3 separate regions of the Mus musculus genome follow, and regions 2 and 3 are each linked to region 1. A link is a loop called in an ENCODE intact Hi-C map of the cell type or tissue named here. Cell type or tissue: heart. All regions are shown on one strand. Each heading gives the region's core, and the rest is flanking DNA. Links, peaks and the distances in the headings are about the cores only.

Evidence for each region. Hi-C counts contacts between places; a loop is a spot of excess contacts. Peaks named below come from ENCODE experiments on the same cell type or tissue, not always from the same donor. Only the 100,000 strongest peaks of a DNase experiment are listed, where the experiment ranks them.
Region 2: it touches region 1 in a loop (2.7-fold over the local background); 5 of 42 quality-filtered maps call a loop at or near these places.
Region 3: a loop joins it to region 1, with 1.9 times the contacts of the local background. A loop is called at or near these places in 4 of 42 quality-filtered maps.

Annotation. Positions count from the first base shown.
Region 1 is chr7:99,368,688-99,379,665 of GRCm38, reverse strand. No RefSeq gene overlaps it. Among named protein-coding and RNA genes, the nearest start is that of Gdpd5, 7.3 kb to the left of the region's middle. In heart, for the core only: a CTCF peak has its summit at 5,059 (motif pointing right); no DNase peak of the experiment used is centred there; H3K27me3 peaks cover 890 bases.
Region 2 is chr7:99,552,632-99,563,609 of GRCm38, reverse strand. The region is part of intron 1 of Arrb1 (arrestin, beta 1); the gene reads right to left. Among named protein-coding and RNA genes, the nearest start is that of Mir326, 5.9 kb to the right of the region's middle. In heart, for the core only: a CTCF peak has its summit at 7,538 (motif pointing right); a DNase peak (open chromatin) is centred at 7,509; H3K27ac peaks cover 3,775 bases.
Region 3 is chr7:99,540,897-99,551,874 of GRCm38, reverse strand. All of the region lies in intron 1 of Arrb1 (arrestin, beta 1), which reads right to left. It overlaps n-TEctc3 (a tRNA gene), which reads left to right and starts at 7,904; the gene lies at 7,904-7,975. In heart, for the core only: a CTCF peak has its summit at 4,567 (motif pointing left); DNase peaks (open chromatin) are centred at 2,014, 3,544, 5,334 and 5,714; H3K27ac peaks cover 4,642 bases.

The DNA.
Region 1 (10,978 bases), core at 1,163-9,162:
TCCGAGTGGCTGCCCTTATGGTCCTCCTGGACTGTCGTGAATCCCACCTTGAGTTTATTCCTGCTCCCCTGCAGGACTGAGGTGAGAGTTGGAGAGCCAGTGCTCATCAGCTTGCCTGACTGCTGTGTCCTAGAGCCTTGCCTAGACTCAGTAATTGAGTCACAAATGTCACCTTCTCTGAGATGCCATCCTGAACTCCCAGGCAGCCTTTAGTCTGATTTGCTTACATGGAAGATTCTTTAAGAATGTTCATGCCTCATTTCCCTCCCCCTTCATGGCTGGGAGCTACTCTGTGGATGTATGTCCCCACCCACCATGGCCCTTGAGAGACCTCAGCGTTAGAAGATGAATGAATGAGGTTCTCAGAGTAGAGCTGTCTGGCTGTTAGGACAGCCTCTTCAGGAGGTCAGATGGACAGAATGTCCAAAAGAAAAAAGCTTTTCAGAACACAGCTTCCTCGATGACTCCTGAGGCCCACTTAAGGTCAGCAAGTGGTGAACGGCTGCTCAGGTCTCAAAACACCCACGTTTGCCCTCTGGCTGCCCCTATGGAGGAGAAGGAGTTTTCTGATCTGGGGCAATCTGGCCTTTTGTGGTGAGGGAGGCCACAGAGTGACAGTGGATGATTGGTGGTGGCTTTGTCTGGGAGGCTGTCAGTGCATGGCCTGGCTTGGAAGCCATGCCTGGAGGCTGACAGGAGACAGTAGCCTTCTGTGCACCCCACGGCTCCTGAGAGCCTTGTGCATCTAGCCAGAGCGATCTGCAGATGCCGCTCCGCAGTGTCCGTGCAGAGGGCACTTTGTGTTCTCGTCCTAGATGGACACTCGCTTGCAGGCTGACAGTTATCAGTCACTTTGCATTCCTTCTCTAAATAGGCCACCTTGGTGTATAAACTCTCTTCACTGGATAACTTTGCACTCTGTGCGTGATGGGAAGGCACCGTGCTCGGTGGTGGCAGGGGTGGGGTGGGGATGGGTGGGTACTAAGACTTAACAGGCAGAGGTGATCCTATCCTTGTGCAGCACACTGTCTAGAGCAGTTGGTGGGCTCAGCTGAGCTCACTGCACCTGCAGATTCTGGATGCCTTTCCACCTTGGTCTCTATCTCCACCAGTTCAAAGTCTTTGCGTGTGTCCCTTTCCACCAGGGGAATGCCCCATCCCTAAAGGCTTCTCCAGGAAGCCTCTCCAGGTCTCTCAGTGGGCAGCATTGTGGGCTCTGTTGCAATGGAAGTCTTGCCCCCCTCTTGTAATTTATGCCCAGGGATTAGGGCAATGAGAGTCAGTTTCCCAACCCAGTTAGAAGCTTCTAAGGACAAGGGATGGGACAGGACCCCTTGGCCCTGCACTGAGATAGTGTGCTTCATTCTCTCACTCTATGACCCTATGTACCCTGTGCTAGACCAAGTAATATGCCACATATTGGATACCCAGGCTGGGACAATGACACTCTCTAGGCAGAGCCCTTGGTCCAGGACTCTGCATGCAGCCATATGCCAAGTTCTCTGTGAACACAGGGGTTGCTCATTTAGCTGGCTGTGCAGCAGTGTTGCCACAGGGAGAGCATCAGAGCACTGGATACCTGGAATGGTTGACATTGTCAGACTGGCCAGATTTGGAATCACCCAGGGAACAAACCTCTGGGCACGTGGTCATGGTGGTGGGGGCTCTACACTGGATTTTTCTTTAAAGAATTATTTATTTTATACACATGAGTACACTGTTGCTGTCTTCAACATACCAGAAGAGGGCATCAGATCCCATTATAGATGATGGTGAATCACCCTGTGGTTTCCGGGAATTGAACCCAGGACCTCTGGAAGTGCTCTTAACTGCTGAACCATCTCTCTGGCCCTACACTGGATTTACTAATGTGAGAAGTCCCACCCTAAGTGGAGGCAGTGCCATCCTATAGGCTGGGGTGCCAGTCTGAATAAAGTGGAGGAAGCAAGCGGAGCATCATCACTCAGTACTCTTGGTCCTGACTGTCACTGCAATGTGACCCATAATACCGCGTCCTTGACTTCCCTGTCATGAGGAACTGAGCCTCACGCTGTGAACCAAAATAACCCCTTCCTCCCTCCCTTCCTTCCTTGTCCAAGTTGCTTTTTGTCACAGCAATTTAGAAAGTAACATACAATACCTAAGGATTTAATAAATCCAATATAATCAGGGGGCCCTGTTCACAGAAACATGAGCAGGGAACAGTCGAGTGACAGATAAGGAAGTCAACCCATTTGTAGAACAAGACTGAGGCAAAATGGAGAAACTAAGGTTGACTCATGGAGCAGTTAGAGCACAGACTCTGGAGCCACGTGGCCCAGCAGGGACCCCTGAGTGCCTGTGTTAGCTCTGTGATCTTGCTATACGTCGGTTTCCTCATCTGGAAGTTGGGAACTTAACTCAAGAGATCTCAAGGGATCAAGTTTTTCTTATGTCAGTAGGTGGCAAGCCCCATATAAGTGCCCAATAGATAGAATGAAGATGGAGGAGCTGGTGGGCTTTGGTGGGGCAGGGGTGAGTGTGGGCTTCACCCTGAGGAAGCTTCACTCGGATAGACAGCCCCTGTTTCTTCACCTTCACATATCCCAGGGCCTCTGAGGGCTCCAGTCTGCCGGCCTGTCACCTTCCTATCCACGTATGTCTCGTGTGGCCCTGCAGCTACAATCTGTAAAAGCAGGACTGTAGAAGCAGGGGACACACACCAAGAAGACATTATGGCCCCAGCTGGGGAAGAGGGGAACTGTGGATGGTCTGGGACACTGGGTCATTATAAGCCTCTGAGCCTTGTTGTCAGCCTCACCTTCTCTGAGGTCAAAGTAGAGGTAAGCAGGGATGGCCTACTGGAGGATTAGTGTGGGGGTCTGAATGAGAACAGGTCCCATAGGCTCATATATTTGAATGCTTGGGCTGTGGTTGGTGGAACTGTTTGAGAAGGATTAGGAGGTGTGTCCTTGTTGGAAGTGTGTCACTGAGGATGGGCTATGAGGTTTCTAAAGCTCACACCAAGCTCAGCCTAACACACTCTCTGCTTGCAGCTTGTAGATGAGATGTAAGCTCTCAGCTACAGCTCCAGTGCCATGCCTGCCTGTCCTCATGCTTCCCACCACGACATCATGTGCTCATCCTCAGAAACCGTAAGCAAACTCTCAATTAAATGCTTTCTTTCCTAAGTTCCCTTGGTCGTGGTGTCTCTTCACAGCCAAAGAGATGTAACTAAGACAGGAAAGTCCAGGGCTGAGACTTTCTGTGGATATCTGGGGCCACGGATGATGATGGGAGAAAAGAGGGAGAAGCATCCTTGAGGACAGGTCAGCTGACGAAGGACCACAGGTTAGGATGCAGCCAGAGGAGGGGGACAGGAAGGAAGAGGAAGCTAATCTGGCTCTAGGAAGAAGAAGTGCCAGGCTGGAGAGATGGCTCAGTGGGTAAGAGCACTGACTGCTCTTCTGAAGGTTCTGAGTTCAAATCCCAGCAACCACATGGTGGCTCACAACCATCTGTAATGAGATCTGATGATCTCTTCTGGGATGTCTGAAGACAGCTACTGTATACTTACATATAATAGTAAATAAATTTTAAAAAAGAAGAAGTGCCTTGGAGCTGGGGAGTAGATCCTTTAAGTCTGGAGGACCACAGACAGCACAAGGACAGGTGAAGAAGTTCTACGTGACCCTTGTGACTTGGGTGACAGGGTAGGGTAAGTCTGTGTCAGGTTAATGAAAGGTGGTACCACTTTTCCTGGATCCATGACCACACTACCTGGTGAGGTTAAGGACTGTCAGTTCCTCTCTGATTGTAGTCTTATCTGGCTCAAGACTGGGGATCCTGACTCCATACTGACTGGTCCTTCACCAGCACCCTTTCCTGCTCAACAGAACTGGTGTTACTTTGTCCCTGTCACTCTCAGTTGCAGGACCGCTGCAACCATGGACTCCTTGTCAGACCTACTTCAATGCCCTTAGTGTAGGGCATAGGTCTGGCAATCTTTTTAATCTGCAGGTGTATGTACATTTTCTGTAGAAAGCAGGTGCCTGCGTTGGGCTATCTCTGCTGCCCCCTGCTGCCTGAACTGGATACTGCAATATAAGCTAACGAGCTGGTTCTCAAACTTTGGTTTCAGGACATCTTTCACAACTAAAACTTTTGAAAACCCTAATGAACCACGATTTTTGGGTTTTTATATATTTATATACATATATGTATTGATGTTTACATTACAATAAATTAAAATGGGAAAATTTTAATTTTCTATAATTTCAGATCAAGCATAGTGGTCATTAAAAGAGGAAAGATAACTATATTCTCCCAAATAAAAAAAGATTGCCAGAGCTAATGAGACAGATCAGTGAATAAAGGCGCTTGCTCCAAGTTTGACAGCCTGAGTTCGATTCCTAAGACCCATATCGTGGAAGGAGAGAATTGTCTCCAGCTAGTTGTCCTCTGACCGTGCACACAAAGCACATAATGTGCCCACACACATGATCGAAATAATAAACATAAGAAAATCCAGCAAGCCACTGTGAGGACAACAACAACCACGAACCAGAAGAAGAGCCATTAACAACTATTTGCACACACGTGTTCACTGTTCAACTTAGGCAGAGGATAGGCACGAGCCAGGTGAACAGGTAATGAAAAGGGGGGCATTCTTCACCTCTAAAAGAGATGGGGACTTTAATATAATGATACAATGTGGATGAGCCTTGGAGACATCAGGCCGAGTGAAAGCCAGACACAGGACAGACGGCTGGTGATTCCGTGTGTTAGATACCCAGGGTAGAGAAGAGCAGGCAAGGAGAAGAACCACAGAGCTCAGGGAGCAGGGGTGGAAAGTCAGGGTGTAGTTGGCTCAGAGCTTCAATTTGGCAAGATGGAGACAGTCCGGAAATGAATGGTAACAATGTAGCACAATATGTGTGTGTGCTTTACCTGGGTGTGGTAGCCTTACAAAGTATGTAAACCATGCCTAGAACTCCAGACACTGCAGAGGCAGCCCCAAGAAGGCTCAGGCTCTCCCTCCCCACCTCCTCTTTTAAAAGATTTATTTATTTTATGTATATGAGTACACTGTAGCTGTCTTCAGACACGCCAGAAGAGGGCACCAGATCTCATTACAGATGGTTGTGAGTCACCATGTGATTGCTGGGTAACTCAGTGGTTAGTGTGTGAGAGGCTGTTCCCCTGTGGTAGCATATGGTGTGTGTGTGTGTGTGTGTGTGTGTGTGTGTGTGTGTGTGTGTGTGTGCGCGTGTGTGTATGAGTGTAGTGCATGTGCATGTGTGAACTCAGGATTTCTGCAAGAGCAGTCAGTGCTCTTAGCCACTGAGCCATCTCTCCAGCCTGGCTCAAGCTCTTTTAAAAAGTGTTTTTCTCTTATTTTTATTTGTGTGTGTATTTGTTCATGCCATGGCACTTGTGCGGAGGTCAGAGGAATCAGTTCTCTCCCACCACCATGTAGATTCCAGGGTTCAAAGTTAAGTGGCAGGCACCTTTACCTGCTGAGCCATAAAAACAGCCCTCAAATTTTCTTTTTTCTATTTCGAAACAGGGTTTCTCTGTGTAACCCTGGCTGTCCTGGAACTCATTCTGTAGACCAGGCTGGCCTCAAACTCAGAAATCCGCCTGCCTCTGCCTCCCAAGTGCTGGGATTAAAGGTGTGCGCCATCATGCCCGGCTGTCAAATGTTCTTAATAATACGAAAGCATCATTCAAAGAAAGAGACGGTGGTGCAGGCCCATACTTACCACCTTCAGGAGGATGGCTGAAACAGGGCATTGCAGGTTTGAGGTTAGCTTGGGCTACATAGTGAGACCCCATGGCAAAAATAAACAAGCAAACAAGAATAACAACAAAAAGCAAAAACAAAAAAACAAGAAAAGAAAATACCATTTGCAAATGCCACTGTCACTGGGTTGTTTCTGACTATGCAAGAAGTCACCACGTGATTCACAGCCCGTCCTCCCGTTTTCTTTTTATTTCATTGTCCTTTCAATACCTGTCTTTAATATCTATCTATCTATCTATCTATCTATCTATCTATCTTTCATACATATCATATAATATCTGTCTATCTATACATACGCACATGCACACATACTCACGCACACACTTGCACACACACACACACACACACACACACACACACACACACACACATCCCCACTCCTGTATGTTGCCACAGAGGAACCTGGAGCCTTCCACACACTAACCCTTGCTCTACCACTGAGTTACCTGCAGCCCCAGGGTTCTTTTGTGTATTCTGAGTGACAGCATGGGAAGTGTCACACAGCATTTTGCCACAGGGGATATGCTGTGACAACTGTGATCAGGAATGGCATCCACGCAATTGTTTAAAGTGTGAGCTGAACTGGCTGCCCTTTTCACGGGACATCATTACCACTTAAAAGAAATACTGACAGTTGAATTACAGCTATGAAGACTTGGGTGTCTGTCGGACACTTACTCAAAAATGAGAAAAGTACATTGACCATATTTCCAGGCAAATCAATAGCACTTATTGCCATTGATAAAATTCAAGCTTTCAAGTGAAAAACACCAGAGCTTGGGGAAACTTTATGTTGCTGTGTGAGTCTGACAGCCTCTGACAAGGTCAAGAGTGATATATAGGGAAGGTGAGTTTTGTTGCAAAGGACAGTGTATTCTTCAACATCATACTTGGCTACAGGGATGGCTCAGGGCTTCAGAGTGCTTGCTGTTTATGCAGACACCCAGGCTCTCTTTTCCTGCTGCCCTTTCTGGGCAGCCCACCCAAGGTGGCAAGACTTGTTGGTTCACCTGCTCACAGCGTCTTTCCCTTCCGCATTCCTGGGAGTTTATTCTGAGTGATTCCTTGGTGTCTGGGGTTATTGTAATGCTGGCACAGTGGGCACATCTCTGTTAAAAGGACTTTGTAGGAGAGGAGGGGAAATGCTGAGCACCTGCCACTCGGGAGGAAGGGGACCTGACATTCAAGCAAATACTGAAGCAATGACAGGAACAAAGGTCTGAGGTGACGGTGCCTGGCGTCCATGGGAAAGGAAGGAGCGACTAGTGGGAATGGAAGAGACAAGAGACCAAGTCATGGAGGCTATGCTGGGAGCCTGGCTTCTTCTCGGGTTCCTCCTCAGGTAGTAAGGAAATTAACTGAGGGGGTAAGAGCGAGGCTCTGAGTGTGTCCAGCACAGTGGGACAGATCATAGTGACAGCAGGGATGGTGGTCAGACCCTTGGAAGTGTCTTTCAGATGTTGAAGGCAGAAGAGAACCTCAGGAGTCGCTCCTCAAACTACCCCACTTGTGTTTTCAGACAAGATCTCTCCTCACCCACAGGCTGGGTATGATGGCTGGCTAATGAGCTCCACGAATCCACCCATCCTCACCTACCTGGCTCTGCGACTGTAGTTATGAAGAATCCTGGAACTGAACTCAGATCTGCATGCTTACCAGGAAAACATTTTATTGAGCTATCTCCCCAGTCCAAGGATTTTCTGATGAATTTTAAAATCCTTCAGTAGGTTGTAAGAAAAAGGGGGAATCAAAGGCGTCACAATTAGCTCGTACAAAAAGATGAGGGAGGCAGACAGAACTCACCTGTGGAAACTTTCATTTCCAAACGACCTTTACACAGCTCAGTTAAAAAAGAAATTAATTAATAAAAAGGTTGGGCCCACCATTGAACAAACAAGTCTAGGGTCAGGAAGAGTTCTTGAAACCTGGGTGTTTCTGGCATAGAGACATGCGATCTAATAGGATTGTCAATATTGGTGACCAGAGAAGAGAAAGGAACAAGCTTGCCCAGGGTCAGGGCAAAGGAGAGCCAGGAGCCTCCAAAAGGTTAAAGATCAAGTGAGAGGAACCCAGAGAAGGGGGGAAAGGGTTGCCTGAGAGTAGGAGCCAGAGAGAGGGGCCAGAAGGGTGGCCAGTGGTCAGTGCACAGGACAAGCATAGAGGATTCCCCTCCCCAAACCCTGACTTAGAGTCTCAAGAGCCTCTCCAACCTTGGAATGCAAGATCGGTGGAGAGAGAGCCATGATCCCTGTCTGCTGCAAGGGTAAGAGAATCAGAAGCAGGCATACAAACCTCTCCAGAGCAGGATCAATATAGAGTACTGGTTCTCAACCTGTGGGTCTCAACCCCCTTGTTAAACCTCTATTTCCATAAATATTTATATTACAATTCATAACAGTAGCAAAATTACAGTTATGGGATAGCAACCAAAATAGTTTTATGGCTGGAGGAGGGAGCGTCACAACATGAGGAACTGTATTAAAGGGTCTCAGCATTAAGAAGTCTGAGAGCCACTGGTACAGAGGAGAGAGGACAAGGTTTTCCTAAGAGATGTGTCTGTTGATGGGAGGGGTGAGAGGAGAGGAGCAGTGATGAACTTCATTCAGGAAGTGGAGGCTGGGGTTCACACTCAGGCAGAGCGGCATGGCCGACTCCTGGAGGTGGAGAGGTCACCTGTCCATCCATGAGAACAGGTCAGAGCGCTGGGGCCAGTGGAAGGCTTTTTCCTGATAGCTTCGGGGTTTCTCTGAATCACAGAAGGAAACTCCCGGCTGTTTGAGGGTTGGAGTAGATGTGAATGGGAGGAGAAGGCAGGAGAAGGTTACCCTGGAGGGAGAAAGAGTAAGCATGTTGGAGAGTTAGGTCTAATGGTACAGGCTTCTGATAGTGGCAGAGGCGACTGAACCACAACCACATCAGCAGAGTGCAGGGAATTACCACCCAGGCGTCACCCAGGCAGCTGTATGGTAAGCTATCTGGCCAGTTGAAGGTTCAGGCCTGGATTTACATACTTAGGCAAAGCTGACCCTCCCAGTTCCATTGTGACATGCACATGTGCAGTGGACATCTAACAACCATGGCTATATTCTCTTCTTTTTTCTCTTCACCTCTAGGAAGGTGGGACTCTGTCCAGGGGACCCACTTCACAGCTCACTGTGTGGAGCTGTGCACTTATTAGTCACTTTCCCTGTCCCTCAACCAGAGCCTCCTCTCAAGTCCTAGGCTCCTTACACCCGGAACCCCACAGCTGAATGACTCCTTACACCTGGAACCCCACAGCTGAATGACTCCTTACACCTGGAACCCCACAGCTGAATGACTCCTTACACCTGGAACCCCACAGCTGAATGTTCAACCAAGAGCCTAGAATGGCCCTTCAGTGTGGGGACAGCACATTCTGACTTAGGGTATTGTGATCAGCCAGATCCATCCAGGAATGTCCTTGACTCTTACATCTTAGCTCCAGCTCTGCTCTCTTGTTCTCTTACTCCCTCCAGGACACTCAGGATGGGATGTGTTAGCCTCAGGCACAAAGCCACTGTCTTTCTTAGGTGGGGGAAAGGTCAGCAAATAGTAAGCAAAGGTCAGCATGCTTCTGGTGTGGTCAGGCTTTGTACTCGGAATTCTAATACTCATGCCTTGCTCCTGCCACAGTGACAACATTTCTGAGTTTTCTTCCCCTGGGTTATGGCCCTCCAAAACAAAAAGTGCCTTCTGCAGACTCTCTTGCAGCTATCTACGTGCCCAGGACTAAAGCTATAACAAATGGAATGTAGGCAGAATTGCTGTTTATAACTTCTGACAAGAGTCCTTAGACTAGCGTGCAGTTATTCAGTCCTTTTTCTATCTGCAGTCTAGAAATTGGATGTAATGACATGGGTAGGCTCTGGCTGCCATCTTGGTTTTTGGAGACAAGTATCACACCCTTGGGATAAGGGATGGATGAAACAAAGGCCCTGTAACACCTCTGCACTATCTATCTCCAGACTCTCTTTTTTATAAATTTCCTTTCTTTTAAATATATATTATATATTATGCACGATATATATCATGTATGCCTATGTGAGGGAGTCAGATCCCTGGAACTGGAGTTACAGTCAGGTGTGAACTGTCACATGGTTGCTGGGAATTGAACCTGGGTCCTCTTGAAGAGCAGCCAGTGTTTTTAACCACTGAGCCATCTTTTCACCCCCAATTTCAAGATTTTGTTTGTTTGTTTGTTTGTTTGGTTTGGTTTTTTGAGACAGGGTTTCTCTGTGTAGCCCTGGCTGTCCTGGAACTCACTCTGTAGACCAGGCTGGTCTCGAACTCAGAAATCCGCCTGCCTCTGCCTCCCGAGTGCTGGGATTAAAGGCATGCGCCACACTGCCTGGCTGCCCCAAGTCATCTTAAAGTCGTCCTTACAACATCTCTGTCAAGTGGATGTAACCTCATTTTAAGAGAGAGAGAGTAGGAGGCTCAGAGACGTTAATAAGCAAGTGATCTGAGCCACTGTGAAGCTGAAGTGGGATCAAGTCCTGCTCATTCTCATCACTGGGCACTGCTGTTTCTATGAAGCCCGAGGCCACCACTCTGAGACTGAGTGAGGCAGGTGTGTGCCTGTGGGTCTGGACCATGACATCACCTCCTCTTCCCAGGTGTCCTTTAACCCATGGTCCAGACGCCTCTGATGGGCAGGAGGCATCGTTAGAGGCAACCCACTGCTCTAGTTTTCCAAAGACTGTCCCCATTTCAACCTTAAAAGTCCCATATCCCTCTCTTCTGGGCAAATCGGTTCTGCTGGATTTGAGCTCTGGCCCAGTGGAACCTGCCACTGTCCCTACAGACAGCCACTGCCTGGTGGTTTCTACATCTTTGCTTCCTGGCACTGCTAGGAGCTTCTGGACTCTGGGCAGGGTTGAGCCATTAGAAAGTCAAAGCTTGTCATTGGCAGCAGGAAGTACCAACCCAAATGATGTGCCCAGCACTCTCCTTGGGGGTCAGACCCCATCTTCACCTTTCTTGCCTTCTGAGTTGCTGCCCAGTGCCCCTGCCCGGAGGGGTCTTCAGTGAGCAGGCCTGCATCTCGATCCAGCTAGCCCAGGGGAACCAACTCCTTGACACAGGCCTCTGTGGCAGAAAGACTCCCATCAAAGCTCTGTCTTCCTTCTGGGGGGCCCCAGCCAGAGGTGTTTGCCTCTGAGCTTGTTTCCA
Region 2 (10,978 bases), core at 2,843-10,842, 180 kb before region 1:
GTGAAGGGGCCAAGACATAATCAGCAGGATTAGAGCCCTGGGGAACCCTTCCCACTACAGATCCTGGGCAGCTCCTGATGGAAGTGCCAGAGACTACAGCACAAAAGCCAGAACCCAGCTGAAGAGGCCAATGCCAGTGGCCTTCTGACGGTTCAGGGCGCCATCACCAGGCCGGAGCTGTCTCTGGAGCACATCTAGAGCCCTGAGCCTCCCTCCTGCCGCTGAGGTAGGAATAGTGCAGGCACTATTCCTTGCATAGGCTGCCCGGGCTGTGCTGATGGCATGGGAGCCCCTTCCCACCTGGCCAACTCTTCCGAACCCTTCAAAAGCCATGCTAGCTCTACCTCCACTGGCAAGAGCCCCTGAGGCCCATGGGCCCTCACCAGCTCAGCTTCCCTGGCGGCTTCTCGGCCATATTTACTAAGTAGCTGCACTCCCTTGGCACAGTGCAAGGTGCCGAGGAGCCAAGGCTGAGCCTCGGCTCTATCGGGCCAGGGTGCATGTCTGTTTATCCGTGTGAAGGACTGAACCCAGACAGAGCCAGTGAGGGTCCCCAGGGAGACCTGGGCTGAGAATCAGCCCCTACTCAGGCCGGGAGTAGAGGTGCTGGGTGAGGCATATCCAATCGATTACCAGATAAGAACAAGGCCTTTAGGAGCATTTCCAGAAAACAGAGGCCCCAGAGGGAAAGGATGCACCCGGAGTTCGCCCAGAGCAGCCCTGGAACAATTGGTGGCCTCCTCAGCAGGAGTGGGTTTCATGCTGAAGAGAGAGCAAGCAGGTGGCTTGCCCCACCCCGAGGGACTTGCTCCTTAGGTCCCTCCAAATGGCCAAAGGCATCAAAGTCCACTAGGAAAAGCCACAGCCCACAGAAGCTCCAAGCAAGAGGATGGCTGCTATTGCCTGAGGTGGACTCAGGCTGGAGTGAAGCCAGGCTGGCAGAGGAAACATCTTGAGCGACACTGGGAGGAAGGGGGGAGGAGTGAGAGGGAGGAAAGAGCCAGACACGCAAACTCCTCCACTTTGCCTCCCTCCAACCAAAACAGAATTCCCGGCAAGCCGAGACCTGTGAGCAAGGAGATGGGGGAAGAATCTAGGATCTCAGGGGCCATGGTGAGACAGTAGCCCTGGGGCTGAAGCCTCTGGAAGCCATTAAATCCTATTAAACACCTCACTCATGTACCTAATACTTCTCTAAGCCCCAGACCCAAGGTCTGGGCTGAGCAACAACTCAGTGGAATTAGCACAAGATCAAAAACATCATGGTGCAAAACTATTCTGATCAGGGGGAAATGAAGGCCTAGCCTCTGGGGAAGCCCCAAGCCACTGAAAATCCAAGGAGCCCAAAGGAGGGAGTGCAGGCTGAGACAATTTGGGGCTCCAGACTAGCAGAAACTGGTCTATGCCTCAGGTTAGGGATAAGGCAGGCATGAGGCTGTTACCTAGTGGGACAACAGGCTGGAATTAAGAGACCAGAGGAGGCAGAGGGACTGAGGCAGAGGGGGGCATCATTTTGGCCAATGCCCTTCACACTGATACACACAGAGACACACACACAGAGGCAGAGACACAAGGACATACAGGCGCACAGTCGCTGGGTCTGAAAGGTTTCTTGGGACCAGGTTCTTTGGCACTGTTGGTGAGTTACAGAATGGAGGAGTCCTTGTGCATGCTGTTTATTCTTAGAACCAGATGTCCTAGTTCATCACCATACCAGAACCACCAGCCACCACCACCACCACCACCACCACCACCACCACCACCACCACCACCACCACCACCACAGTAGTTGGCAGGCCTCCCTCTCACAGCCCATGTCTTTAGGAATACCTTGGCACAGATCACAGATGAACTGTGGGAAAGAACCACAATCCCTCTCCTGCAAGCAGGAAGCACAGTCCTGCAGGACTGACACTCAACCAGGGAGCACAGGTGACTTTCGCAACTGTTCCAAAGGGCCGGGAATCTCAGTGGTTAGCCCAGTGAGCCAGGAAAGACTTCCCCAAAGGAGTCATGCACTCCAAAGGGGGACAGAGCTGGGAATGCCTCCTGGTGAGCGTTCAACTCACAGTGAGGCCAGAGAGATGGCTCTGCAGGCAAAGGTGCTTGCCACCAAGCCTGGTGACCTGAGTCTGATAGCTGGACTCCCAAATAGCAGCAGGTGAGAACTGACTCCTATACACCGGCCTCCTCCCACCAGCAATAAGGGAAGCCACTGAACAGGAAATAAGCTCCATCTTACAGTGTCTAATCCCAAGTGTGTTGAGTGCATGGGAACAGGCTAGAGACACAGAACTGAGAGCTCACACCAAGACTCGTAAGCCTTCCTTCTGAATAGTGGGATCATGGGTGACTGTCATTTTCCTTGTCTGAGAAGGGCCGCTGCTGCTGCTGCTGCTGAATTACTGAGTGACCACATTAATGCCTTCAGCTGTGCCCTCAGAACTGGGGCCATGCCACCCCACACCCATGTCTAAGAGAACTCTGTATCAGTGCGCTAGCTTTGGGATAGTATCCCTGAGCCATCTTGTTCACTGTTAGTGCCCTGATGTCAGGACTGCACCCTGCAAATAAAGGCACGCATGGGCACTTGCTGAGTGAATGAATGACAGTGTCAAGTGAAAATGTGGTCTGCCCCATGTTCTCCTGGTACCAAGGTGCTACCAAAGGCCTGTGGATGAAAAAAAAGGCTCAGTAAATGGAGACCCTACCCAAAAAACCCTCCCTGGCCCCAGGATACCAAGTTCCTGAGGCATGGGGTCGATGATAGGAGGGTGTGCACAGGGGAGGGTGTGGTCAGGTGTGCTAGAATACTGAAAGCTTGATCCACCCAGAGCCTGATTCCTGCTTCCTCAGGTCCCTTCTCTTTCCTCTGTGACTCGGTCCATTAGGAGCACCCAAGACCACAGAAGACAACAAGCTCTGGTAGGGCCCAGCTGCTGTCCTCACTCCAGACATAGTTTCCTTGATTTTGTTTGGTTTTATTCTATTTTGTGATGGGCTCTTACTGTGGAGCCCTAAGCAGCCTGGAATTTGCTATATAGACCACTATGGCCTCATACTGGTTATCCTCCTGCCTGTCTCCCAAGTGTTGGAATTAGAGATGTGCATCACCGCACCTAGCTCACTTACCGTTTGCATATTTTTGTTTTGAGACAAGGTCTCAAGTAGCCCAGGCTGACTTTGATCTCCTTACTGCCATGCCTACAACCCCCGAGAGCTCACTCAGGTGATGGCCATACACCCCTAACCCACACCCACTGTGCTACACGGAGCAGGTTTTGGAAGGGGAAGAGCGCAAGCCCTTCTTAGCATGCTTCTTTTGAATGTGGTAAGGACAGTCCCTGGTACCACTGGAAGGAAGCCAGTGGGTGCACCCTGAGGTGGGCAGGAGGCAGGGGAGATACAGGGCCTTAGAACCACTCAGAATCCTGGGTGGGGAGATGTGAGGACACCTGAAGAAGACTTTGCAGCCAGGTGACTCTGTGTCAGTTTTCACCACTGAGGGTAAACAAGGGTTGGCAACTGAAGTTGCAGGAAGAGAAGCCCAAACAGAAATCTTCAGGAGTGGACAGAGCACGGAGCAAGATTGTTCTGTCCTACAGAGCTAATGTCCCACTGAGCCTCAGTGACTGTGGACCAGCATAGGGAAGTGAGACAGGAACAGCCTCACCTGAGGAAGACAGGGACCCTGTTCTCCATCGCTGCTGGCCAGGCAGAAACTACATTCTTCACCCCAATTCTTACCCTGGCTGCCAAAGGGCAGTCCCCAAAGCAGTTCACTTCTTATCAATCAAGTCTCAATAGGCATGAGAGCTCAGGTCTTCCCGGCTCAGGAAATGGAAGCGGTTGACCCTGCAGCCCTGCTAAGGACGGGGGTGGCTGGGTGGCACCCGAGCCCTTCCCCCTCTAAGCTTGCTGCTCTCTTCCTCAACAACATCAAGTGCTTCTCAGGACCTCTAGCGACGACCCCTGACACCCTGTGAACCTCAAGTCTCTGCACTCTCTAGTCAGCCCCGGCCAGGGCTCATAACAGCAGCAAAAGCCCCAGGCCCAACTCCTCTCTGTGCTGTTGCAAGGGCGGGAAGATCGAGAACTGCTGAGACCAGTCTGAACTGTCCATACAAGGCAAAGAAACCAACGCTCAGGTTTTGCTGCAGGCCTCCTCGCGCAGGCCTCCCCCACCCTCCCCCGCCAGGTCCCCAGCTCCCTAGCCTAGTACATTTCAAAGCCATTGAGAAGTCCTGCTGTGTCCCAAGGGAGGCGCCTGCTTAGCCAGAGCTGGAGAAGCAAAGGACAAGGGCTTTTCATCAATAGCCGAAGCTGCAGGTGCAGCGGCTGACTCTTCTCAGGATGCAAGGCGTTCCGAGAGCCGGCTCTGAGTCACGCATGCAGCTGTCTCTCCAGAACCCTGCCTGCCCCAGCCCTGGCTCCCTGTGGGTGCCCAGCAAATGAACAAGCAAATAAAACCATGAATGAGTGATAATAACAGCTCCTGATGTGGCATCCTTTCAAATATTAACTCATTTATTCCTCAGGAAAGTGTTAAGATTCTCATAATAGAAGACTCAAATTTCCATAATAAAAACTATATTATTCCCACTTTCTAGGCAGAGAAACTAAAACAAATACATGATAAGAAACCCAAACCAGGATGACAAGGCTTTGTCTAAAACTATTAAGGTTTTTATTTTTATTTATTGCTTTAAAGACTTATTTATTTTATGGATATGAGTACACTGTAGCTGTCTTCAGACACACCAGAATAGGGCATCGGATCCCATTACAGATGGTTGTGAGCCACCATGTGGTTGCTGGGAATTGAACTCAGTACCTCTGGAAGAGTAGTCGGTGCTCTTAACCGCTGAGCATCCCTCCAGCCCGTGGTTTTTATTTTTAAGATTTAAAAAATCTTATTTATGGCTGGGCAATGGTGGCACATGCCTTTAATCCCAAAACTCAGCAGACAGAGGAAGAGGCAGATCTCTCTGAGCTCGAAACCAGCTTGATCTACAGGGTAAGTTCCAGGACAGCCAAGGCTACACAGAGAAACCCTGTCTCTAAAACAGAACATATCTTGTTTATGTGTCTGTACGTACATGTCTGTGTGAGTGTATTGCGCATGTGTGTGCAGGTGTCCGAGGGGCATCAGATCCCTGGGGGCTAGAGTTACAGAACTCTGTGAGCCAACCAACTCCAGTTCTCATGGCTGAACAGCAAGTACTCTTGACCACTGAGCCATTTTTCCAGCCCCTGAGAATTGTTATGGTTTGGACATGACTTGAGCATTTCCCCCTAGCACCCAGGTCCTGAGGCCTGTTCCTAGTGTGCTGGCATCGAGAGGTGATTGACCTTTAAGAGGTGGAGCTGGCTGGGAGTATAGCTCAGTGGTAGAATATTTGCCTTGCATACATGAAGCCTAGGCTCAAGCAAAAGGAAGGTAGGGAAAGAAAGAAGCCAGCAGAAGTCAGCTAAGCGGCTGGGGGAACTGCCCTCCGGAGGGAATAAGGCAGATATCATAGGTCCGTTCTTGAAAGAGTGAGGTGTGGGCTATGGAGACAGCCCAGTCAGCTGGGAAAGCAGACAGACCCATGTGAAAAAGGTCTGCAGTGGTCCGGCACTGTAGGTTCAGACAGATAGTTCCCTAGAGCTCACTGGTAGCACCCCTGAGCTAGTAGGTAAGCTCTAGGCCAGGAAGAGACTCTATCTCACAAAACAAAACAATCAAACTAAAAAACAAGGTAGGAGGCTCTGAGGAATGCTCAGAATGACAGCTCTGGCCCCCACACACGTGAGCAGGGGCACCCACACTTTCATGTGTACCCACATGAACACGCACACACTATCACAATGAGGGTCAGACGTTAGGATAAGTAAGGCAGACCCGAGAGGCTCTCTGGTTCTCAGGCTCACCTTGAGATCTTGCAGGCACAGATCCACCTGCCATGACGTCATCTGCCATGAGGCCTTCACCAGCACCTAGCCCAGACCAGTGTTACACCGCGGAATCTCCAGAACTGAGAGCTAGCTACGCCTCGGGGATTCTACTACAGCAACAGAAAACACACTGATACCAAGAACTTTGCTCTTAACCACTGCCAAACAGCTCGCCCTGGGCTCTGAACCTACCACGGCCTCTTAGACCTAAGCTTTGCTTTCTTCAACAGCTTCAACCTAAATCCCAGATCTCAACTGTCCCTCCCCTCTAAATGAAACCACTCTTTTTATGATTCTTATCAACTTGAAACACAAACTTACTGAGATGAAATTCACACAGCATGCCATTAACATGTAAAAGGATGACTCCAAGCCAGATCCAGTTGGCACATGCCTGTCATCCTAGGAGGGTAGGTGAAGCAGAAGGATCGAGAGTCTGAGATCAGCCTGGGATACACAGTAAGGCTCTAGCAATCAATCAAATGCCATCCAGAAGGACAACAAATTGCTGTTAAGAAACCAATCAGTTAGGAACCAGGGAGATGAGGGGTCAGTTGGTAAAGCATACACCACACAAACATGAATTTGATCATCCAGAACTTAATCCAAAAAAAGCCAGGTGAGTTCTTCTACCCCAGCACCAGGAAGGCAGAGGTAGAAGGGTCCCTGGAGTTCAGGCAAATCGATGCACTTCAGGTTCAGGGAGTTGACCTTGTCAAGAGATACAGTGGACAGCAACTGATGAAGAGACAGAACACTCACCCCTGGCCTCTACACACACATGTGCACACATACACAAACACACACAATTAGTTGACTAACAGTTAAAATTTGGCCTCTGTGTGAAGTAAAGAAGTCATGGCAGCAGCTATGCAAAACTGCGAGCCCCGCCCCCACCCTTACCCAGTAAGTTTTCCTCCCCATCCCCTCGTGCGGGCTCTCCTTCTCATGGACGCACCTGTTCTAGATACTTCTCGTAAGTTCTCTAATATAATATGTGTCCTTTAGTACCCAGCTTCTATCTCTTAGCGTTCTGCCTTCATGATGATTCACCCAATTACAGCCTGAGTCAGGATGCCATTGCCTTTCAGTTGAATAACACTCTACAGTATGGACGTACCACAGTACCTATCTACACATCTGTGACCAGAATTTGGTCCCCTAGAGATTAACTGTAACTCCCACCCTGACCCCACAAGGAGGGATTATTTTGTTCCAATCCCCAGAAGGCAACACTGGGGTCCCTGGGGTCCAGGTTTTAACTTGAACTAAACCTCTGGCCTCTGAAACCAGATGCCTTCCCACTGTGCTGTCCTCCCAGCATTCCTCACTCCACACACCTCTGTGTCCACACCCCAGGCTCCCAAAGGGGGCTGACCTGCTATGCACAGCTTAAGCTGAGCTCCACTATAGCCCCAAGTCACATGATTGGAGGGCTGCAGCCCCAGCCTTGGGGACCAGCTTTTGCTCAACCAAGGTTTTCCTAGACCCCAAACCAGAGGCCAAACACCCCATGTGCGAGGCAGGAATCTGCAGTAGTGCCCGGAGTTTTCATCTCTCCTGTTGTTTTCCTCGGCACAGAGGAAGGTGGCCCCCAGCAGATGGCCCTAGAGATCCATGAGCAAGACTACAGAGCTGGGCTGGCTGCACAGTGAGCTGGAAAACAGAACCAGCATAGATGGGCACAGAGCAGTCGCTAGTGAGGGTTTCTCTGCTGCCAGTGCCTTCACTTCTCAATCTTAAACATCCTTGGTTTCAATCCCCGCTGCCTCTTCCTGCCATCTAGCCTCGGACCATGCCAAATTGCACCTCCTCTGAGCCACCTAGCCCAACAGCAGGAAGTAGGTTGATGCTCTCTAATTTGAAAGGCCTAAACACTCCCAAATCTGAAACTCTGTGAGCATCAACAGGCCTCAAGGGGAAAACTGCATACCTGACCTCCGGCAAAGGGTCACAGTGAAAACAAAGAGGCATTGAACAGTATAAAACTGGAGCTAAGGTTGTAGTTCAATGTTAGGGCACTTGCCCGGTATACACAGGTCCCTAGGTTCAGTCCTCACCCCCCCCCACACACACACACACACATGTGCACACACACCCCTGCCTGTAAAAATCACCATTACCATGAGGCCACCAGTATAAGGCAAACAAGATGGCCCTCACAGACCATCTCCTTCTTCCTCTGTTTTTGGATAGGGTCTTCAAACTCCCTACCTCTGTAATTGAGGCTGAACCCTAGAACATCTTTCTCTCTCTCTCTCTCTCTCTCTCTCTCTCTCTCTCTCTCTCAAACATTTATCTATTTATTTATCTATTTATTTATTTATTTAATATGAGTACATTGTAGCTGTCTTCAGGCATACTAGAAGAGGGCATCGGATCCTATTACAGATGTTTGTGAGCCACTATATGGTTGCTGGGAATTGAACTCAGGACCTCTGAAAGAGTAGTCAGTGCTCTAGAGTCACTGAACCAGCCTCTAGAACATCTTTTTAAAGATAAGGTCTCACTAACTAGACATGAAGCAAATAAGAACAACAACGACCATGCTGCAGAGCCTGGAATCCCATCAGAGCCCAGCCCTGCACACACAGGTAACTAAGGAGGATGAGAGTGGGAGATGCCATCTTCCCCAAGGATGAGCACACCAATTGGTTATCCAATACAGATGGTCATACCTAAAAAGATACAGACAGTACCACACTGAGCAGGTCACAGTTAGGAACATATATATATGTATAGACATAACAGCAACTAATGAAAAAGTATCCATGAATTTGAAGCAGAGCAAGGAGAGTTGAATGAGGAGGTGTGGAGAGAGGAAAGGGAGACAGGGGAATACTGTAATTACATCATAATCTCAAACAGTAAAAGAAGTAATAATAATAATGTGATAATGATCATTATCATCATCGTCATCACTATCTGTGTAGCTAGAACTGGCTTTTTAGGCCAGGTTTGCCTCAAACTCAGAGATCCACCTGCCTCTGGCTCCTGAGTGCTGGATTCAAGGAATGTGCCAACACGCCCGCCATTCCCTCTAACTTCTGATCCTCTTGCTTCAGGTAGGTGGCCAACCTGACCAGTTTATGTAGCACTAGACTTGAACCCAGGACTTCATGAATGCCAGGAAAGCACACCACCAACTGAGCCACGTGCCTGGGCCCCGAGGCTACCACCTTGTGCCTACAAATTCAGTCAGCTTAGAAAACAACTTCCCATTTGATGAGAGCTTAGTAAATAAATATTTGAATGGGTGGATGGACAGATGGACAGCCCTCCCTGCAAGCTGTGTGGTCTTGGACAAACTGCTTAACTCTCTGCCTGAGTCTCCCTTTACAAGTGGGAACCCTATTCTGGGATACTTTGGAAGACTGAGAGCGAGAACACACATACAAGACCTCCTGGGGTCAGGAGGAAGTGGACCCACCCCATCCTGCCCCTCTGTTCCCAAGGCCAGAGGAAAGTACCCAGCCTCTGGACTGGCATAAATGTTTATGCCGATCCCCAGCCTCCTAGAGACAAGTTATTTGTTTGGCTTATAATTAATTGCAGAAGGCCAGGCTGGGCAATAAATTCTGCTGTGGAAACATAAACAGTTTTGCACAGAGCTCCAAACCCATTGTGAGGCCAGCAATGAGGGTCTGCTAGAAACAGAACGTCTGGGCTGTCACTTCTCCACCCCAGGCAGACAGAGCACGGGTCAGATGGAAGACCCGCTGAAAACACAGCTGACTTCCAGCATTACCTCCTCCAAGACCCAGCAGAACACTTGATTTATCTGTCTACCCAATCTGAACCTGAGGAAAGACTTGCCCCACCTAGAAAATGGCTGGGTAGACCGAGGAAGTAGGCTTGACTTAATGAGAGAGAGAAAAGCAAGCCTCGGCTATGTTCTCAGCATGGAATTTACGCTGCATACCTCTGCTGCCAGGCACTGGAACCTGGAGACACAGATCCCAGGGCGCTGGCATTCCACAGCAGGGAGATGGCAGATGTCAGCGTGTCTCTAACAGCAATATGATTACAGGGCTCTGCACAGTACAAAGTTGCTGGCCTCCAGGAGCCTAGCAACAGTCACAACCACTGGGGCTCTGCAGGGCAAAAACCACACAGAAGCTCCCCGGCGGGGACACACAGTAGGTGCACAGTTTTTACCTAAAAGAATGTTCTTTTCTTCTTACTGGCCCTTTCTGAAGTGCCTCATAGGTGCTGTGTAGAGGCTGAGAAAGGTCACAAGACAAACAAAGAAAGCTCGGGGAGCAAGCACACATTGACACAGGGCACAGGCGGGTGGGTGTGGTGCAGGCAGCATACAAGGTAATAAGGGCTATGGGAATGTGCTGGGCACAATCTGAATACCTACTGTGTGCCAGGTCCTGGGTTTAGTCTTACAGTATCTCTTTTGAGGCTTACCACAATCCCATGGCAGGAAGGATACAGTATTAACCCACTTTTAAGATAAAAACAAAAGTTCAGGAAAATTATGTAACTATTTAACATTTGCTGACCTGACAAGCAGAAGAGGTGAAATTCAATTTTCTTTTCTTTTTTTTTTTTTTTTTTTTTTTTGAGACAAGGTCTCACATAGTCAAAGCTGGCCTTGAACTGATCTCCTGCTCCGTCCGTCCCCCTGGTGCTAGGATTACACGTGTGGACCACCATCCCAGCTAGACATGGGATTTGAAACCTAGCCTAATAACCAGGTCCCTGATTTTTCTCGTAACCCACAACCTGCTCTCCCCAATTTTCTTCCATAAATTGGGTACTGACGTTGGGGAAGGACGGGCAGCCCCCACTGGGACTGCAGAAGAGAACATAGCTGGCTTCCTCACTGAGCTGTCAAGTTCAGCTGAGCTGCTCTGGAAGTGGCTGCAAGCCCTAAAGCAATCAGACTCCTCAACCAGCGACTGGAGTGGAGGCCAGGCCAGGCTTCCTCTAGCCCTTCCCCACGGAGAGCCCCATGTGGGCTCTGATCGTCCCTTTCCAGTCCAGCTGTGCCCCACAGTTGATAATGCCGGTCACCCTCCTAGCGTGTACT
Region 3 (10,978 bases), core at 293-8,292, 170 kb before region 1:
AGTATGTCATTGTAGGGGTGGGCTTTGAGGCTCCTAAGCTCAAGCTCCGCCCAGTGAAGAGAGAGTCAGTCTTCTCCTGGATGCTGTCCAATCAAGATGTAGAACTCTCAGCTTCTCCAGTGCCATGCCTGCCTAGATGCTGCCATGCTTCCTGCCTTGGTAATAATAAACTGAACTGCCCAACCTGTAAGCTTTCCCCAACTACATGCTGTTCTTTATAAGACTTGCCTTGGTCACAGTGTCTTTCCACAGCAATGGAAATCCTAAAACAGTCCTCATTTTGCAAAAGGAGACAGTAAGAGCAAACCAACTATGCACTAGACACACCAAGGACTTTCTTACAAGAGCCATGCCTCAGACACTTTCAGAGAAGGACTGTGATCATGTGGAGCAGGTGAGAAATTGACCCCCTTCATTTCTGAAAATGGACCTGAGCGTGGGCCTCCTCTCCCACCTCCTCTGCCACCCTAGCCTAGTCTCCACTCACCCCGGAGGGAAGAAGCGGTCGCAGACACTCAGAGGACAGTGGCCACAGAGTGAAAGGACTTGAGCAGCTGGTCAGAACAGCAGCTTCGGGAAATCATGACAGATCCTCCTGCACAGCAGGAAACAGCCACTGCCCTGCCTTCTCGCCAGACATCCAAGAAAGCACTAGACCCTGGAAGCGCTTCAGAGCAAAAGCCTTGCACACTCAGGGCCTTGTGTCTGTGCACTCCCGCTGAGCACACCTCACTTCCCACTGCCCAACCTCGTCCTCACTGTCCACCTCCTGGGCCTCCCACGTGCTTTTATCACTTCCAGTCCCACATCACAAACCAGGCTTTGCTTTCAGTTGTCCTGTTCCCACTCTGTCCGGCACTCTTGATGACTTCACTGATACAGCTCATCCACAATTCCTTACGGAAAGTACACAGAAAGAAACCATGGTGGTGTGAACGAGAGTGGTCCCCATAGGCTTGTATGTTGGAACGTTTGGTTCCCAGTTGGCAGACTGTTTGAGGAAGGATTAGGAGGTGTGGCCTTGGAGGAGGTGTGGCCTTGGAGGAGGTGTGGCCTCGGAGGTGTGTCACTAGGGGTGGGTTTTGAGGTTTCAAAAGCAAGGCCCAATCTCTCTCTCTCTCTCTCTCTCTCTCTCTCTCTCTCTCTCCTGCCTGAAGATCAGATGTAAGCTCTCAGCTACTGCTCTGGGGCCATGCCTGCCTGCCACCATGCTTCCTGCCATGATGGTCATGAACTCTCCCCCTGAGGCTGTTAGCAAGCTCCTAGTTAAATGCTTCCTTTTATAAGTTGCCTTGCTCATGGTGTCTCTTCACAGCAATAGAACAGTAAGTAAGACAGTAACTTGGTTACTAATGTACCCAGCACTGAGCTGGGAAAAAGGATCCCCTAAAGTGCAAAAATGAGGCAGTCTCAAGAAGCTGGCGTGGCACTGTGTGCCCTGGCCTTAGCCCAGGTGTTGGTCAACTCTCTCAAGAAGTTTCTGACCTGAAAGTAGCTTCCACTCGCCACACAGGTGCTATCAAAGATACCTGCTCAGCCCTTCGCCCACAGAGCGGCACCACCCTATGAGGTAGGTATTATCCTTTCTATGGTATGCAGAAGAAACCAAGGCTCAGAAAGGTGCCGTGACTTGCCCAGAGTTACAGAGCTGCAAGAGCTCTTGCCAAGACTTGAACTCAAACCCAATGAGACAGATAAGAAGATGGTGAGTTCCAGCGTGCATGCGATAGAGCTGTAAAGACAGGACGAGGCCAGGTCAGCTTTGTAGCCTCTGTCTGCATAGCCTGTGTGGGCAGAAGGTGTCCTGTGTACAGGAAAAGGAGAGGACGGAGAGAGGGGCTTGAGAACTGGGACTTTTAAAATCATCTCCAAGCTGGGAGATCTTAGTCCCCAGTTCAAAGTATTTCCTCTTTTCTACTGCTTCTGCCTGCTTTCTTTCAGTACCAGGGCCAGGAAGGAAATGAGACGAAGGAAAGGGTACTTCTCCTTTGGGTCAGCAGCCCAGGCCCACTTCCTCTGAGCCCTCTCTGGCCTCCCTCCCTAACTCCGGCCCAAAGGACAGCCTCCAACAGAGCAGCTCCACACCTGGAAAAGATGTCCAAGGAAGGGAGGCAGGCCAGGGATGCAGTGTGGCTGGCAGGAGGCTTGCTTCACACCAATTCTGTCCCAGAAACACATAAATCCATCCGATAGCACACGCTTGCAATCCCAATATTCAGGACGTGGAGACAGGAGAATCACAAGTTTAAGGGCTTCTTCAAATGCATAGTGTATCTGAGGCCAGCCTGGGGTACAGGAGATCCTGTCTCAGCGTGTGCTGGGTGGAGGAGATGGAAGGTTGCAAGGAAGGAGACAAGTATAAGAGCACACAGTACTAGTACTCAGAAGGCTGAGGCAGGAGGACCACCTTGAGTACAAGGCCAAAGTGGCTTATATATAGTGAATCACATCTTGAAAACAACATATAAAGAAGCTCCTATCAATTAGGGGGTAGGGCTCTTCAGGCCCAAAGCCTGATCTGACAGACACCCAGGTATGGAAAGTCAATGGCCATTGAGGTCAAGCCAGTGTCCACAGTGTGGGGACAGCAGGCAGGAAGTTAGGGACAGGAACTGCAGGGTTCTTGGTACCACCTGAAAACCAGAGATGCTCCTGTAGGGAACAACTGGTGAGCTTTTAAGCTGGGAAGGCCTTGGTCTGGTGTGTTTCCAAACAAAAGGGTTGGTTCCAGGCCATATACTGAGCCACAGACCAGGCAGAAGACCAGTGGGTTGGCCCAGGCCAGAGCTGGTTGCAAGGAGCAGCCTTAGAAGACATGCCCACCTCACCGTTCAGACCGGATGTCTGAGCTGAGCCTGCCCAGGACAGGGAATGGGTTTCTCTACAGCGAGTGTGGATTCAGGTAACCTCTGTCCCAGATACCATCTCATTCATAAAGAAGCTGTGGCTGGAGAAACCCAGGACCGCCTGTGGCCAGGACAGGGCTCACCATAGTCCTCTGAAAATTCCCGGCAACAGGGTTCATTCTGCAAAAGGGTGATTTCAATCATAGCTGCTGAATGGCTGCAGAAAAGGCACCTCGCTGCTGCATGCTAGAAAGAGCAGTGTGCATATTAACTGCTTGATTATAACGTGTCATCAGCTTTGTCCTTTTTAGGATATTGAAAAAAAAAACTTGCCAAAAAAGAAAAAAATCAAAATTCTCCTTACTAAGTCTTTTTTTAAATGCCTTCAGTTTTCTCCCACAGCCCTGGGGCCACACAGACTCATGACAAAAATCTTACCCACCAGATGAGCCCTGTTAGTTCTGGGTGCACTCATTAGCACAGTCACTACAGTGAGAAAGAAGGGGTACCACTTCCCCACAATTTAGCATCTCACCCACAGACAGAGACAGGTATGGTGGGGTGCAAACCCAGCCTGCTGCCCTTTCTCCCACACCGCTTGGCCTCAGTGTCCCTAAAGACGGCACTCTAAACCACACAGACCAGCACACATGCTCTTTCCGGGCCACAGGCCCAAGCAGAGGCTGTGTCTCCTAAAACTAACAACACCCCCCCACACCCCCGCCTTGCACTCTGCTCCAGTGGGCTTCTGCAAGATCTGCTCTGCTGGAGGGAAGCTTGAACCCCTGCTGCCCCCAGTAATCTTGCTTCCGGTGCCATTTGCCCAGTAGCTTTAGATATGTGCAGCTTGCTTGCTTGTTTGTGACAGTTTCCCCCTTGATTTCTTGACCTATTTGTTTTTGTTTTGTTAACTAAAAAAGGTGGGGGAGGGACCCACAATGCCACCCTGGTTGGCCTGGAGCTGACAGTGCAGAGCAGGGTGACCTCATCCTTCTACCATGTGCTTAGATTATAGGCCTGCACTACTATAGCTAGCTTCAACCCAGGTCTCTCTCTCTCTCTCTCTCTCTCTCTCTCTCTCTCTCTCTCTCTCTCTCTCTCTCTCTCTCTCTCCCCACCGTGTGTGTGTGTGTGTGTGTGTGTGTGTGTGTGTGTGTGTGTGTCTGAAGTAGTCTGCATTCCTAAGAAACTCCTTACTGAAAGCTATGAAACTCGAGCCACCATGGGGGGCAGGGTTCCAGTCCCTGCTGAATGCCTGTCCCACAGAGCTCCCACTGCATCTCTGAGTCCTATCAGATGTATCTCCCACAGCGTGCACGAGGGTCCCCTGTTCTGTTAGTGGCTTCTGAGTCTTAATCCTGGATTGCTGTCCAGCTGTAAACTGAAACGCCCTTGCCACTCTCTTAAGAATGTTACAGCCAGCCGGGCAGTGGTAGTGCACACCTTTAATACCAGCATTTGGAAGTTAGAGGCAGGAAGATTTCTGAGTTTGAGGCCAGCCTGGTCTACAGAGTGAGTTCCAGGACAGTCAGGGCTACACAGAGAAATCCTGTCTCAAAATACAAAACCAAAAACAAACAAACAGGATGTTACAGTTGGAGCTAGAGAGATGGCTCAGTGGTTAAGAGCACTGACTGCTCTTCCAAAGGTCCTGAGTTCAATTCCCAGCAACCACATGGTGGCTCACAACCATCGGTAATGGGATCTGATGCCCTCTACTGGCGTGTCTGAAGACAGCTATAGTGTACTCACATATATAAAATAAATAAATCTTTTAAAAAAATAAAATAAAAAGAACGTTACAGACAGCTGGGTGGTGGTGGCAGTAGCTTGACACACACCTTCGATCCCAGCCCTCGGGGGGGGGGCAGAGGCAGGTGGATCTCTGAGTTAAAGGCCAGCCTGGCCTACAGAATTCCAGGATAGCCGGATCTACACAGAAAAATCCTGTCTTTAATAATAATAATAATAATAATAATAATAATAATAATAATAATAAAAACCACCAAAAGGAATGTTCCAGCCACTTACTTTCTTTCTCCCCCAGACATACAAGTGCTACAAGAAGCTGTCCCCACTTCCTATCTCAGACCCCAGGGGCTGGTAAGACAGAGAAACTTCTGCTCGCTCGGGTGGAGGAGTGAAGGGTGACACAGACCAGGAGAAAGGGAATAAGCCGTTTCTGAAAATCCCAACCTAAAAGAGGCTGCTCTTCGTTCATAAGAATTCCAAGAAAGCCAATACTCCAGCTACGGAGAAAGGGTCCACCCTTAGGTGGCACATGAAACCAAACTGCTCCCTAAATGTCCACTGTGGTAGATTGGGCCACTCCAGGGACATGCCTGTAGTAGAGGTCTGGCACCTAGCCAGCACTGGAGAACTGTTTGTGGAACAAACTGAAAAATGCTGGCGATTTGTTCTTCTGGCTGCAGAGGCCAGCTCCCCTCTGGGGGCAGTTTGTAGGCAAATGATCTCAGGTCTGCCGCCTGTTTCCTCTAATGAAGTTTTGCAGCTCTCAGAGTGTGGGAGGAGCCAATGCTCGCTGCCAACCCAGTGGCCTGCACGGAGGCTGCCCATAAGCCTGTCCCGCAGGGTGTGGACAAGGAGACCACTCTTACACACCACTCTGTCCCAGCACAGGATGGTCACCATAACCTGCTGGGCCTAGAGATTCTGAGCAAAGTGGCACCTGCCTCCTGCTTGCAGGGCCTCACTGCAGAGAGAAGGAGGAAGTGAGCAGGGAGTCTTGCTGACTTATATAACCAACTTCCTAGGCCTTGGCCTCCAAGTCAGAGCCCAACTCTGAGGCTGGCAAGCGGCTGGGGAAGCTGAGGCAGCCTCCTGCCATGTGCTGCCAGTCCCCCCACCCCGACTCCCGACCTGAGGACATCTCTCCAGCCCCTCCTGCTGAACACTGGGAACCAGGAAGGGCTGTTGTTTTCCAAGTGTGTGAAAAAGTGGCCCGCCAGCTTCCCTGGCAGCAAACCAGGCTGTGGGCCCTGAACAGGGGGTGAGGGTTAAAGGAGCTAGGACTGGGGTTGGGGCTGGGATGCTCCCAGCTTCCAGCTCGGCAGTCTTTCCCCACTTCCTTTCAGAGAATTTGCTTTGGCAGACAGGGGCCAAAAAGGAGGTGCCCCACCCCAGCACTACAACGCTGGCCCTGGGTAATCTTTCTCCCTTTCCTGTCATGACTGGTCCTTCTCCTTCGGCCCTGGGCAAGCCCACTAAGCCACCAAGCAGCAGTGTGCATGGCACTGGCTGGGAGAAGGCACGGGAAGGGACAGGCAGACAAAAGTCAAAGTCCCTTCCCCAGGCATTCATAACAAGCAACGTTTAGATCACATTTTACCTGTGTGTGTCTGTGTTATGAGAATCAGCTCTCTTTGGCTGCACGGGTTCTAGAGACCAAGCTCAGATCGTCAGTCTTCACAGCAAGCCCCTTCATCAGCTGAGCCAGCTCACTGACCCTTTCATCCCAGAAACTAGTTGGCCTCAAAGTCCAGGCAATCCTCCCGCGTGCTTGAATGGCAGGTGTGTACCACCATTCCTGTCTCTAATAGTGATTTTGTCAAACCCTTACCTCTGGGCCCTTGCCATCCAGAGTGGTAGGAGGGAGCACTGACTTCCCAGATGTGGACACGGAGGCCTACAGAGTCCAAGCCCCTTGACCAGGGTCACAATAGGGAACAAGTGAGAGCGTGCTGGCAAGTACTTGAATTTGTCTGACAGTAAAATTCACACCCCAAAACATAGGGCTCTACTTCTGGGGAGTCCCTCCTCCCTGCTCCCCAACACACACACACCACTGACAGTACTACCTGGAAATGGAAAGGCCAGGGTTTTACCCCTCCCTGGAGAGGGAGAGTAGAGCTTTAAACAGTCCCTCCCTGAGGACACTATTTGGAACTTGGACAGTCCTGGGCAGGACTAAGTCTGGGGATAGGAGGTGCCTGGGGAGAGCCCAGCAAACCTCCCCTTCCAATTAACCGATTACAGCTAGGCCCACGGCTAATCAGACCCCCAGGTTCCAGCAGAGGATGTGGATCTTCCTGAGATACAGGCTGCTGGGGGCTGTGCCTTTGCTCTCAAGCACTGAACAGTATTGCTGGGGCCTCTCTCCCTCCTCATCACAGAACCTGTAAAACAAGGAGAGATCCCAGAGGCCTCAAAGCCTCTCCCACCTCCATTCTGACACATTGAGAAAGTGGGGCTCAAAGAGGAACAGCTTGCCTTCATAGGAGAGTCAGTGAGGAAGTGGGGTTGGGGCTCCCATTTGGTCAGGGCGCTCTCCCCAGATAGCATCCTCTCTGCATCTATCCATTTCCTTACTCTCTAGCTTCTCTCCCTTCTTCCTGCTATGCTTTCTCAGCTCTGCCCAGCAGGCTCAACTCTGGGCCCCCCTCGGACTCCCTCCCAGCCTTACCACCCACCCCCCTGGCCCCCTACACACTCCTCTGGGCCAAACTTGGGAAGTTTAACTGGTTGATTATGACCGCAGCCTGCTGGCTCTGGTGCCCAGAATTCTGTTCCTTATAATGAGGTGGGTTCTGAGCACTTGCCCATTGGGCAGCCAATGGGAGACCTAGGCTCTGCCAGCCGAGGCAGGCTCTTGAACTGCATAAAGAGCTCCTTGATCCGGGCAGATCATGGGAAGCCACGTCCCCCTCCTCAAGCCAGGTCAAACCACAGTGGGTGTACTGTAGGCAGACCCAGATGTCCACCCGCAAGTGGGACTTCTTGCTCTCTCTGTCCAAAGCAAAGAAAGAAAGAAAGAGAGAAAGAAGAGAGAAAGGAAGAAAGAAAGAAAGAAAGAAAGAAAGAAGAGAGAGAGAGAAAGAAAGAAAGAAAGAAAGAAAGAAAGAAAGAAAGAAAGAAAGAAAAAAAGAAAGAAAGAAAGGAAGGAAGGAAAAAAGGAAGGAAGGAAGGAAGGAAGGAAGGAAGGCAGGCAGGCAAACTCGGGGGTGCCTAGGAGTGAGCAGGACAGAGGGAACCCACATTTAAGGTTCAGGGAAAGATGGCTTCACATGGAGGCACTTAAGAAATAGGATTTGGGATGCTCCCTGGTGGTCTAGTGGTTAGGCTTTGGTGCTCTCACCTCCATGGCCCAGGTTTGATTCCTGGTCAGGGAAGCCTCTCTTCTGCTGGGCAGTAGTGGTGTATGCCTTTAATCCCAGCACTTGGGAGGCAGAGGCAGGTGGATTTCTACAGAGTGAGTTCCAGGACAGCCAGGGCTATACAGAGAAACCCTGTCTCGAAAAGAACAAAAACAAAAACCCACAACAACAACAACAAAGCGGGATTTGGGGCTGGGATGTAGTTCATCAGATGAAGTGTTTGAGTGTTCACCTAGTATGCACAAGGCCCTGGGTCCAATCCCAGCAAACATAAACCAAGCACACTGATACAGACCTGTGATGTCAGCACTCTGGAGGTAGAGACAGGAGGATGGGCAGTTCAAGATCAACCTTGGCTATCTAGGGAGGTAAAAGCTACCTGAGCTAGGGACCCTGACTCAAAACAAGAACAGAACTGGGCCTATAGCTCAGCAGTAGAGCATTTGTCTAGCACACGTGGATTCAATCCCTGACACCATGAGGTTTGGATCTGCCCAGACAGTGCTACCAACCATGAGAGAACAGCTACTGTCGGTTCTCTGCCGGAAAGTTCCGGGATCTGAAACTCTCGTTTCACTGAGAGAAAGTTGGTCATCTCACGACCTCTGTCTTCTGGGCCATGAGCCTAATCTAATTCCTATGTCTCTATGATATTCTGAAATGGTTCTCTCCCCTCCTAGGACATCTCCCACTGAAATGCCTGCATCCAGCTTCCTTCACTTAACAAATATAGACAGAGCTCAGTGCCTTGCCACACCTGCACAGATACCAGGGACGAGGCGATCTGGGCCAGGTGCCCTTGCTTGGTTCACGTGAGAATATCACAAGATGTAAGCAGGGAAAGAGGTAAGTGTGTGCGTGAGAAGATGGCAGGGGTCAGGAAGCTTTGGTGATCGATGAGGGCTTCCTGGAGGAACCTGGGCCTGTCAAATGACAAAAGCATTATGTGGGGCCAAGTTACCCCCTGCATACTAAGCATGAAGCCTTTGGGGCCTGAAAATGAATGAGCCAGTTCTCTTCCTGGGGGAGCTCAGCTTGGGAAGGGAGAACATTCAACCCTCACCTCCAGCCCCGTTCTTGTGCCAGGACTCTGAGCTATACCTGTTAGCTCACCTAGCCCTTAAGCCAGTCCCATCCCAGCCTTACAGACAGGGAGCCACAAGCGGCTAAACAACTGGTCAGGCTATCAGCTCCTGAGTGTCAGCACTGGGATTTGAAATCCATTCTACCCAGGTAAACTGATCTATGCCCAATAGATCTGATGGCATCAAGGAAGCCAACCTAGAAGGGGACCCCCAGAGTGCCACCGAGACTCGGGCTGCTTCCTGAAGGAAGTGAACCCCTGAAGGAGTCAGGCACAGTGGCCTTTAATCCCAGCTCTCGGGAGGCAGAGTCAGGCAGATCTGTGAGCTCGAGGACAGTTGGGTACATATTGAAACCCTGAAAGGATGGGGTCTGATGGAGAGAGGAACTGAAGGGAAGAGGAAAACCTGTCCAGGAAGGAATTGCCTGGTCGGAGGGAATTGACCATCAGGGACTTGCCAGTGACTAGTTGATTTGATGTTCCTGGAGTCTGGAGATGAAACCATACAATGAAGACCACCTCTAAAGGAAGACTTGAAGCCACAGAAGCAAGCAGGAGGTACTTCCTTCAGAACCCTGATCACCACGGACTCTACACCCTGGACCTGCTTCCTTGGCAGGCTCTGCCTCACCAATCTCTAAGAGGCCTGAGCTATCCAATTCTCCATTTTTGGCCCCCCAGAGGAAAAGCCAGGAATCAGAATACAAGAGAAGGGCTTCACTCATGCTGGCTGGTTAGACTTCTGTAGAGACACTAGAGCTGGTGAATCACACATCCTCGGTCACACAGTAGTGTGTGAGCCCTCAACAAGTGTTCCTAGAATGGTCCAACCCAGTCTACTTCTCTGGCCCTTTGGCCAAGAACAAGTGCTCCTAGAATGGTCCAACCCAGTCTACTTCTCTGGCCCTTTGCTCAAACCTTTCTACTCCCATTGGTGGCAACATTGGAGGAGCAACTGCAAGACCACCAAGGGAACCCATTGTGAATCCATAGGCCCCACACCAGGGACACTCTGCCTCCCAGCTTAGGAACTGTAGAGTCTTGCCTACTGCCACAGCTCCCCCCAACCCCCACCCCCAACACCACCACCACCCACACCGTGTTGAGGCTTGTAAGTCAACAGTCAATTTTCTCTCCCTGGGACCAAGACAGGGTCCCATCCTTTCAGGGGTCACACAGACCTCCAGGGACCTGTGAGGCCCAGTCCCTGGGGCCTAATCTCCTGGGGCCTCATCTGCCATCAGATCTCCCGAGCAGGAACAAGGAGTTCTTCTGAGGTAGTTCTAGAGATGGGCCAGTCCCAGGAAGGAGGAGGCTGTCTCCTGAGAGATGACCCAGCCAGGGCTCCTCTAAGGAAAGAGGCAGAGAAGGGGCTGGACAACAGAGCCCTTTGTTTCCCTCTCAAAACAGCCACCCAGTTCTACCCCCGTTCTCCACGCCCTTGCTAGGAATCAAGCCACCCACCCCCGGGGACAGGATCCATCCTGCACATGGCAGGGCAGTGCCTGGAATCTGCTAGGAGGACCCTTGTTCTGTCCCAGCACACACACACACACACACACACACACACACACACACACACACACACACACACGGTGATGAGCCTCCCCCTCAGCAGCCCCATGCCCCGTGGAGGGCAAACATTCTCTTCTAGGCAGCCCCCAGTCTGAAAGAGTGCCACAGGTTCTGCCTGGAACCTGCCAGTTTAAATGAGCCATGATCCCCCGCCTCTGAACACCCAGCCCAATGTGAGGAGTAGTGCTTTGGTTCTGAGGGATCCCTAATGGAAGAGATGGAACTTATGTCAGCACTTAGGGGTGGTCCCCCAGGGCTGAGAGCAGAGGCATAAAAGAGGACAGAGTTCAAGCTAGTTCAACAAAGCTCTGCCAGTCTGCCAGGCATCATCCAAGACTGAGATCTGAAGGCTGGTGGGC